2 separate regions of the Homo sapiens genome follow, and region 1 is linked to region 2. The links are chromatin contacts, found by Hi-C or POLR2A ChIA-PET in ENCODE. All regions are on one chromosome and are shown on one strand. The core of a region is the stretch at or near the end of the contact, and the rest is flanking DNA. Distances in the headings are between cores, read along the strand shown.

Region 1 (4,308 bases), core at 620-3,119, 1.0 Mb after region 2:
GAGGTGGGAGGATGGCTTGAGCCCAGGAAGTCGAGGCTGCAGTGAGCTGTGATCAAGCTGTGGCAGTGCCATTGCACTCCAGCTGGGGCAACACAGCAAGATCGTCTCAAAAAAAAAGAAGAAAAGAAATTTAAGCTGAGAATACTGAGAGCCAACGTGAAGAAACACACTTGTTTCAATGACACTTATTCTCCTAAGTGTGCATCTGTGAGCATTATTACCTGTTTTTTTTTTTTTGGAGACAGGGATCTCATTCTGTGGCTCAGGCTGGAGTGCAGTGGCTCAATCTCAGCTCACTGCAACCTCCGCCTCTCAGGCTCAAGCCATCCTCCCATCTCAGACTCCAGAGTAGCTGGGACCACAGGCACAGCGCCACCACACCCGGCTAATCTTCTGTATTTTTGGTAGAGATGGGGTTTTTCCATGTTGCCCAGGCTGGTCTCTAATTCCCGACCTGAAGTGATCAGCCTGCCTCGGCCTCGCAGAGTGCTGGGATTACAGACCTGAGCCACCGCGCCCAGCCCATTGTTCACCGTTGTGACCCCTTTTAATTTTTATTTATTGCTTTATCATCTTACTGATTCCTCGAAACAATCTTACGGGGCGAGCCGGTTCCATGGGCGCTGAAGAAACATTTCCTCTTTCAAAGCCTCAATTGTTTGAACGATACGCGTTGCTAAAGAGGAAGCAATTAAACCTATCAGGCGAGTTCTGCCCTCCGCCCAGCGAGCTGCTGCTTCCTGGTGTTAAAACGCTTTCGGGGCCAGGCGCGGTGGCTCACGCCTGTAATCCCAGCACTTTGGGAGGCCGAGGCGGGCGGATCACGAGGTCAGAAGATCGAGACCATCCCGGCTAAAACGGTGAAACCCCGTCTCTACTAAAAAAATACAAAAAATTAGCCGGGCGTAGTGGCGGGCGCCTGTAGTCCCAGCTACTTGGGAGGCTGAGGCAGGAGAATGGCGTGAACCCGGGAGGCGGAGCTTGCAGTGAGCCGAGATTGCGCCACTGCACTCCAGCCTGGGCGACAGAGCGAGACTCCGTCTCAAAAAAAAAAAAAAAAAAAACGCTTTCGGGTTCTCCTGGCGAGTTTTAAGTCACACTGGATCGCTGCTTATTTTCAGAGATCACCTCGCACCCATGCACCTGGAAGGCACCCAAAGAGAATCATTTTAAGAAATTCACTTCATCTCACCCTAACAACAAAGCACAGCCTGCAGCACATGGATTTCACCCATGTGACATCAATGCTAATCCTATGTGTGAAACATCTGGGTTCATTCGATTTTTTAAAAATTAGTAACTGAGATGGGGTCTCGCTATGTTGTCCAGGCTGGTTCTCCAACGCCTGGGCTCAAGCCATTCTCCCGCCTCGGCCTCCCTCGGCGCTGAGATTATAGGCGGGAGCCACCGCGTCAGCCTCCACTCTTTTTGCGGCGACAAAGCCCGCCCGCCTGCGGGGCGTTCCGTTCGCAGAAACTCTGTGAGGGACGCCGCGGGGGCTTCCAAGGGACGCGGCGAAACCAAAACAGTCGCCGGTGGTTCACAAAACCACCTCAGAAAATGCTTCCAAAGGCACGTCTGGCCTCCACAAGGTGACGGCTTTTCAGCCTCCGACTCGAACTTGAGTCGTCCACAGCACTAGGCCGCCGCCAGCCCGGGCGAGCTGCCTAGGGACCGCGGACGCCGCAGCAAGCAGCTCCCTGCTCCCGCCACACCCGCCGAGCCAGCCGCGCGGAACCCACTCCCCCACCGTGGGCCCGCCTCCCGCCGCCAGCCTGCCCACGATTGGTCGACTGGGCTGCCCGTCGCGAGAGAAGGCGGTGCCTCCGGCAGGCCGGCGCTCCCATTGGCCGGGATGGCGGCGGCGGCGCGCGCGGCCCCGGCGAGCAGGGGAAGCCGGTGGCCGCGGCTGCGGAACGGGCGGAGGCTGCCGGTTTCGTAACCGTCGCTCCTCCTCGCTGACTCGCGGGCTGTGAGGCCTGGGTCGGCTCGGGCCGCACCGCGCGGGGCCGCTCGGAGTGGAGGCCGCCTGGGGGCAGGCGGGCTAGAGGAGCAGGTAAGGAGGCTGCGGCGGGCGCCCTGAGAACGGGGAGGAGGAGGCCGCGGCGACGCCGGCCGCTCGACTGGGTGCGGGCCCGGCTCGGGGAAACCCAGCCCCGGCCCCAGACGGCCCGCTGGCCCGGGAAGGCCACGCGAGGCTGGAGGCGCGGGCGGCGGCGCCGCGCGGCGTCTGATGCAACCTGCCGGCAACACCCGGCGGGGACGCTGAGCTCATTCCTGGCCGCGGCCCAGCGCTGCGGCGCCGCCCGTCGACCCCCGCGCTGCCCGGGGCGCCCCTCGCGGCGGGCCGGGAGCGCGCGAACGGCCGGGGAATGCCCCCTGCGGAGCCCGGCCCCCTCTCGGTGAAACGGGCGCTGTGACCCGCCAGGCTCGCATTGGCCCCTGGGGATGAAGGGTGTTCCCAGAATAGCAGAAGGTGGACCGAGTCGAGCTTTAGAATCCTGATCTTCTAGAAGGGCTCAGCTTGCGGTGATCGAAAATCTGTTCAGAAGTTCAAAGACTGATCAATAAAATAGGGAAAGCAACTGGTTTTTAAATGCATGACTTTGCAGAGATAATATTTTGCTTCTTTGTGGAGCTGTTGGAATGTCCTGCACTTTACTGTTGAACGTAGTTTAGAAGAACACGCAACACCTACGGGTCGAATAGAGAAGAAATGAAGCACTTCGCAGGCATAGTTGGAGGGAGCGGAGCAGGGCCGACAGCCAGCGGAGGTGACCAGATGCGAAGGATGGAAATGCATGTGTCGCGGGGGGAGGAGAGTGTTTTCCAGGGCAGCTGGTGTGTTGCTTCTCTTCCGCAGGTTTACGTGTTGGGTTTTCCTCTTGTTTGAAGTTTATACTGTAATCTGGCATCCTGAAATGTATAAGATTTAGAAAGGTCTCAATGTTGATGGGTGACACCAAAATTGGTAGTTGTGTCAGAATTGACTGCTTATATGAATAGGTTGTCACTTAAGGCAGACTTCTCCCAAAGAAATGTGACTCCCAGAGAAAATTTTAAAAGAAAATCCTATAAGGGCTTGCTTTACGAAGACATTCTACACCTAGAAGCTCTTGATATTTAAGATGTGGTCATCTGTTAGCCCTTGAGTAGTATTTGGGATAAGCTGTTCATAAGGTCGATTCTGCTTCTGGAAAAAGTTGCTGTAAACAAGGCTAAATAATTACAGGGTACAAGGGAGCTGAAGCATATTTCAGCTTCTTGATTCCTGCTTTTGGTGGGCACACTTGGCTGGTTCAGTTATTTTTAATACCTGCTTTTAAAAAAAGTAGATGGAAACAAAACTTCATTGAGAATATCCTTTAAATTCTCAAGATCACATCATGTCTGTCTGCAAGGCTGTCTGATCTTGGAGAGATGGTTTCATCCCTGGGAAATTAAACACTATGTGCTGAGCCCCTGGTAAAGACAAATAGGACCTCGTGGGGCTGAATTTGGTCTCGTGGTCTAAGATTGCCTCACTTGGTCACAGTAATGGTAAATACAGGTAGCCACGATTCCAGCTGTATTGTGCGTTCTTGGGAGGGTTGGTTCCATGGGTTGTTATATTGATAGGTACACTGGCCTCCTGCGTTTGTGGCTTTCTAGCTCTATCAGTAAAAAAAAGACAAAAATGAGCATGACCTCCTAATGGATGTTCATTTACAAATAGTCTATTTGTTTTGTGTGTTGTAAATCACTTCAAAAGGATTGGGTTAGAAAGATGATGTTGATGTTCTTCTAATGCTCCAGTGACCCACTTCTGTACTCCCAGAAAGGGGACGTCCCCTTCCTCATGGACCCTGCGCTAGATGCTTGTGAAGATCTGCAGGGAGACACGATGCGGCTGGAGTTGACAGACCTAGGGAACAAATTTTCCCAGATGCCCAAAGAAAAGAGAAAGCACAGACCATTTAGGATACAGATAGTGGTTTAGTACTGTCAAGATGTGGTGTGAGGGAGGAGAGAGGGTCAGGACCTTGGATTTGATCCTGTAGACTGGAGCCAGAGATGAATTTTCACCAGGAGAATGACTCACTCAGGTTTGAGTGTTCAATTGCTCTGGAGACAGAGGTTGGAGGAAGCAGGCTAGACCAGAGACCAGTGTCCCTGAGAGATGATAGTGGCCTAAGGTGATTTCGATGGGATTGGGATGGAGAGGAAGAGTAGATGGGAAGTTTTTTTTTTGTTTGTTTTAGGTGGAATTGTCAAATCCCAGAGACTAAACAGAGTTAGGACCAAGGAGAAACATCTGTGACTATTTTG
Region 2 (4,351 bases), core at 1,390-3,889:
CCCAATACTGCATGTTCTCACTTATAAGTGAGAGCTAAACATGGGGTATACATGGACATAAAGAAGGGAACAATGAACACTGCAGATCCCAAAAAGGGAGAGGCAGGGAGGGGGGCAAGGTTTGAAAAACTACCTATAGGGTACAATGTTCACTATTTGGGTGAGGGAATCAATGGAAGCCCATACCTCAGCATCATCTAATATACCATGTAACAAATCTGCACATGGACCTCCCTAATCTAAAATTGAAGGAAAAAAAAGGCCAGGTGCGGTGGTTCATGCCCGTAATCCCAGCAATTTGGGAGGCCAAGGTGGGTGGATCATCTGAGGTCGGGAGTTCGAGATCAGCCTGGCTGACATGGTGAAACCCCATCTACTAAAAATACAAAAACAAGCCGGGCGTGGTGATATGTGCCTGTAATCCCAGCTACTCTGGAGGCTGAGGCAGGAGAATGGCTTGAACCCAGCAGGTGGAGGTTGCAGTGTGCCGGAATCGCACCATTGTACTCCACCCGTGGCGACAGGGTGAGACTCTGTCTCAAAAAAACAACAACAAAAAATCAGCTCCAAAATCATCAGAGACTTGCTCACCCTACATATCCACCACCATGGGTCAGCTGGGGACTCAGCTCATCATTGTCCCTCTAAGATGCTGGCTGACGGGATGGCCGCCACCTGAAACACTGCCAGTCATCAAGCCAAAGGGAAACATACTCTGGAGGGAACTGCACTGGCAATTAAATGCTCCAGTATGAAGGGAATGCCCTCACTCCCACACACGATCCATTAGCCAACACCAGTACTGGCCACACCCCCGAGCCACAGGGTCAATGGAAACTAACCTTATGCCAGAAGAGGGACAATGGGAACTAGCTGGTGAATACCAGTAATGACCACCACAGGAACTTCAAACGAAGATACACTTTCGTTCGCTTGTTTTAAAAGTTCTTTATTATCCCTAGATTATATTTTCTCTATTGTGTTTCTGCACTCTCCCTTGATCAAATAATTCTGTCATTTCGTCTGTCTACTTTCAGATTCATGGACATTACACTTAAGACATGACTAACGAAAAGCCTCTCTTCAGATAATGATAAGTTAGGATTGTTTGTGCCAATAGCCCAAGGCAAGGAATTTCTCATATTACTTGTTTGTTCTCCCTTTCAACACTTCGTATTTCTGGGTTTTCTTCACTGTTTTTTCTTTCCACCCTTCCATGCTAGTCTCCTGCTCAATCTCTTACCTTTTATCGAAAAAAAAATTACTCAACATTTTATTTTTTCACAGCTATTTGGTCTAATTGGCAAAGGATTCTGTGGAATAGCAGAATTCTAACTTTGCAGCCGGGCGCGGTGGCTCACGCCGGTAACCCCAGCACTTTGGGAGGCTGAGGCGGGCGGATCATGATGTCAAGAGATCGAGACCATCCTGGCCAACATGGTGAAACCCCGTCTCTACTAAAAATACAAAAAAATTAGCTGGGCATGGTGGCACGCCCTGTAGTGCCAGCTACTCGGGAGGCTGAGGCAGGAGAATCACTTGAACCTGGGAGGTGGAGGTTGCAGTGAGCCGAGATTGCGCCCCTGCACTCCAGCCTGGGGAGAGAGTGAGACTCTGACTCAAAAAAATAAAATAAAAATAAAAATAAAAATTCTAACTTTGCTGGTTTCCTAACCCCCAAATTCAGATGAATTTGAATTCTGAAATACAGTAACAGGAATTATCAGCCTGTCTGATTCTAAATTTTGTTGGATCTTCCTCCCAGGACCGTGGACAGCCCAGCCAGCTGTAAAGGCCTCTAAAAAGATCTGGAACAGATCCCCAAGAGGTATCTCACCAAATGAGTCCATTCCACTACAATGGCCAGAATCTTCAGTTTTACACCCTTGCTCATGCCCACCGCTCACCCGGAGTCCAGACCCAAGCACCATGCTGCGTAGTTCCTAATACGGCAAAACTATCCAGCATTTTTGGTGAAATTGGCTGGAATGCTTCACTTAGTCCGTTTTTCACTGTTAGCAGGAGAACCACCCTAGTATCTTTCATAGAACAGATCCGAATGACAAACACCATCGTGCCCTCGGAGGGCTGAGCTTGTGTTACTGGGTCTGGTCCTACAAACCCTGAAAATCCTGAATCTCTCAAGCAAAGAGATTCCCCAGGGCCAGCTCTGGCCCTTAACAGGCACCCCTTAACGCCAAGCTGCGAATCTGGCTAGGACCTCTATATTTTAGCCAAGAACACCTTGAAATGTACAGTCCTACCAAAGGAACTAATACAAATCCAGAAGCACAAGGCTAAAGAAAAAAAAAAAAAAAACCCCAATGCCCATTGTTGAAAGCCAATTGCGGGGTGAGTGGGGTGATAAGGCTAGCCCACAGCGGATTTAGGCGACGTGGGGAGATGCCAAAGTGAATACACGGTGACTTCTAAATCTAGACGTCTGGAAGGGGCCATGAGAGCCAGACAACTGGGCCCGAACCCCGCCCGGGAGCCAGGGTTTGCAAGGGGCTAAACCGGCTGGGGAGCCTCCCTCTCGCGGGTCCAGCCTCGGCGGCCCGGGACGCCGGTAGGCGGGGCCTGAGCCTCGCCCCGCCCCCGCTGCCCGCCATTCGGGTCACCTGACCCACCCGCGGCTCACGTGATCCGTCCCCAGCGCCGCCATTTTGGAGCTCCGGATGAGGAGGGGGAAACCGGGGGAAAAGAGGGAAAAGAGCCGGGAGAGAGGTGGGCAAGGACGAGGGCGAGGGCACGGCCGGGTCCTGGCTGGCCAAACGAGGCTCGCGGAAGCAGCAGCCGCCGCCTGACCGCAGGTACCGCGCCCCGGGGCCGCCCCTCCGCCCGCTGTTAGCGCCGCCGCCGGCCATGTGCATCCTCCCCTCAGGCCTCTGCCGGCGCTCGCTTCCTCCTCAGCCGGCCGACCCCCGCCCGGTGCTAGCCACAAGCCCCAAGTTCCGTGTCCCGGTTCTGTCTTCTGTGCAGCAAGGCCTGCGGAGACTCTGGGCTTGCCCTGCAGCTGGGGGTGGGGGGAACTTGCTGCTCCCTGCATACTGTCACCAGCCCGGCCCGCCCGCAGGCGTTGCTTCCTTCTCCAGGCGTTGCTTCTTTCTGCAAATGTGAGATCGCTTAGGCCAGCCGGGATGGACCCAGCCACGATGTTCTCACAGCATCTTTTGATTAATTTTCTAAGCTCCCTCATTCCCGACCCATCACCTCAGTCCTTTAGCCAGTGCGTGGTGTAGAAAAAGCTACTACAGAAACGCAGCCCTGGTCTTCTGCATTTATTACCATCCTCTGGAGATAGAATGATGTCTCCAGAGATCACGGAGACCATCAGGGAAAGTTCCCACCTCTTAAGACCTGGGGGCATCGGAATGAATGGTTTGTGTAGAAGGCCGGGATGATTAATAAGGTGGCGGCCACTTTCCCAACCCCAAGGCGGTATTTTTAAGTTTCTGCAGTGGGCTGTAATTTGCTATCAGTCTGCATCGCTCTTCTCAGGCAATTACTGGATTTATCACCTCTTTGAGTTTGCACTTTCTCCAGTACTCCCCTCTCACTCAGAGTATGGGTTGCATTATTGATTAAAAGAAAGCCTGGCCCTTCATTCCTTTACCTCACTAACTCGTTGAAAATTAACTTCAGGGGAGCCCTAAAGATGTTTTTTCTGCCCTGGCAGTGAGCTATTTTACTTAACCGTAATCGATAAGGTAGTTGCATTCTAGGTGAAACGAATAAGCATTTTTTTATCTTTTAGATTTATTCCAGCCAGTATAAGAAACAGTGGCAAAGAAATGTAGGACCAGAGTAGGAAACTGCGTTAGAAGATATATAGGTCACACCACTGTGTCATATCTTTTTATGCTGTTTTTCTGCCTATTGTGCTTGGTTGCAGAATCACTCGTTAGATTGTATTTTTAGTTTAGATTAAAATAGCAATGTGCAATTTATTGTTCCATTCTCATTAGAAAATGTTGTCAGTAAAACCAATAGTGTTGAGTCCAGTACCTAAATTCTGAGGTAAAACAAAATACACAATTATTGGGAGAAGTTTCCAGAGCTATTTTTTCCTAACTTCTGCAAAATCCTCAAGTCGGCTTGTTAGATAAATTATTTAAATTTGCATTACGTAATAGGGTTGCATGAACATTCCTCTGAATTTCTTTTTACATGGAATATTGAGAAATTTTTCACTGCCAAAAAAAAAATCATTACTTTGTTTCACCAAGAAAGAGAAATGTTTTGATACTATATACTTTCGTTCTTGGCCACAGCTGGATTTTGAAGATTGATCCAAGGGACTGTATTAATTTCAGGAATTGATTTGAAAGACACTGGCTCTGCCACTTAA

The links. Hi-C counts contacts between places; a loop is a spot of excess contacts on that map. ChIA-PET counts read pairs that join two places held with the same protein, here RNA polymerase II (POLR2A). Pooled maps may share reads with other maps.
Region 1: a map of CD8-positive, alpha-beta T cell shows a loop between it and region 2 (11-fold over the local background). The contact joins the promoter of CEBPG here to the promoter of ZNF507 in region 2. A Hi-C loop is called at or near these places in 3 of 168 maps with a recorded cell type or tissue (CD8-positive, alpha-beta T cell and naive thymus-derived CD4-positive, alpha-beta T cell), 4 of 37 single-sample maps with no recorded cell type and 15 of 50 pooled maps. POLR2A ChIA-PET finds 5 or more read pairs at or near these places in 1 of 52 experiments (GM12878).

The regions. Positions count from the first base shown.
Region 1 is chr19:33,371,840-33,376,147 of GRCh38, forward strand. It overlaps CEBPG (CCAAT enhancer binding protein gamma), which reads left to right and starts at 1,870. Exons shown (of 2, transcript NM_001806.4): 1 at 1,870-2,056. RefSeq lists a silencer at 1,657-2,466.
Region 2 is chr19:32,342,971-32,347,321 of GRCh38, forward strand. It overlaps ZNF507 (zinc finger protein 507), which reads left to right and starts at 2,640. Exons shown (of 7, transcript NM_001136156.2): 1 at 2,640-2,813; 2 at 4,275-4,351. RefSeq lists silencers at 2,464-2,593, 2,624-2,813.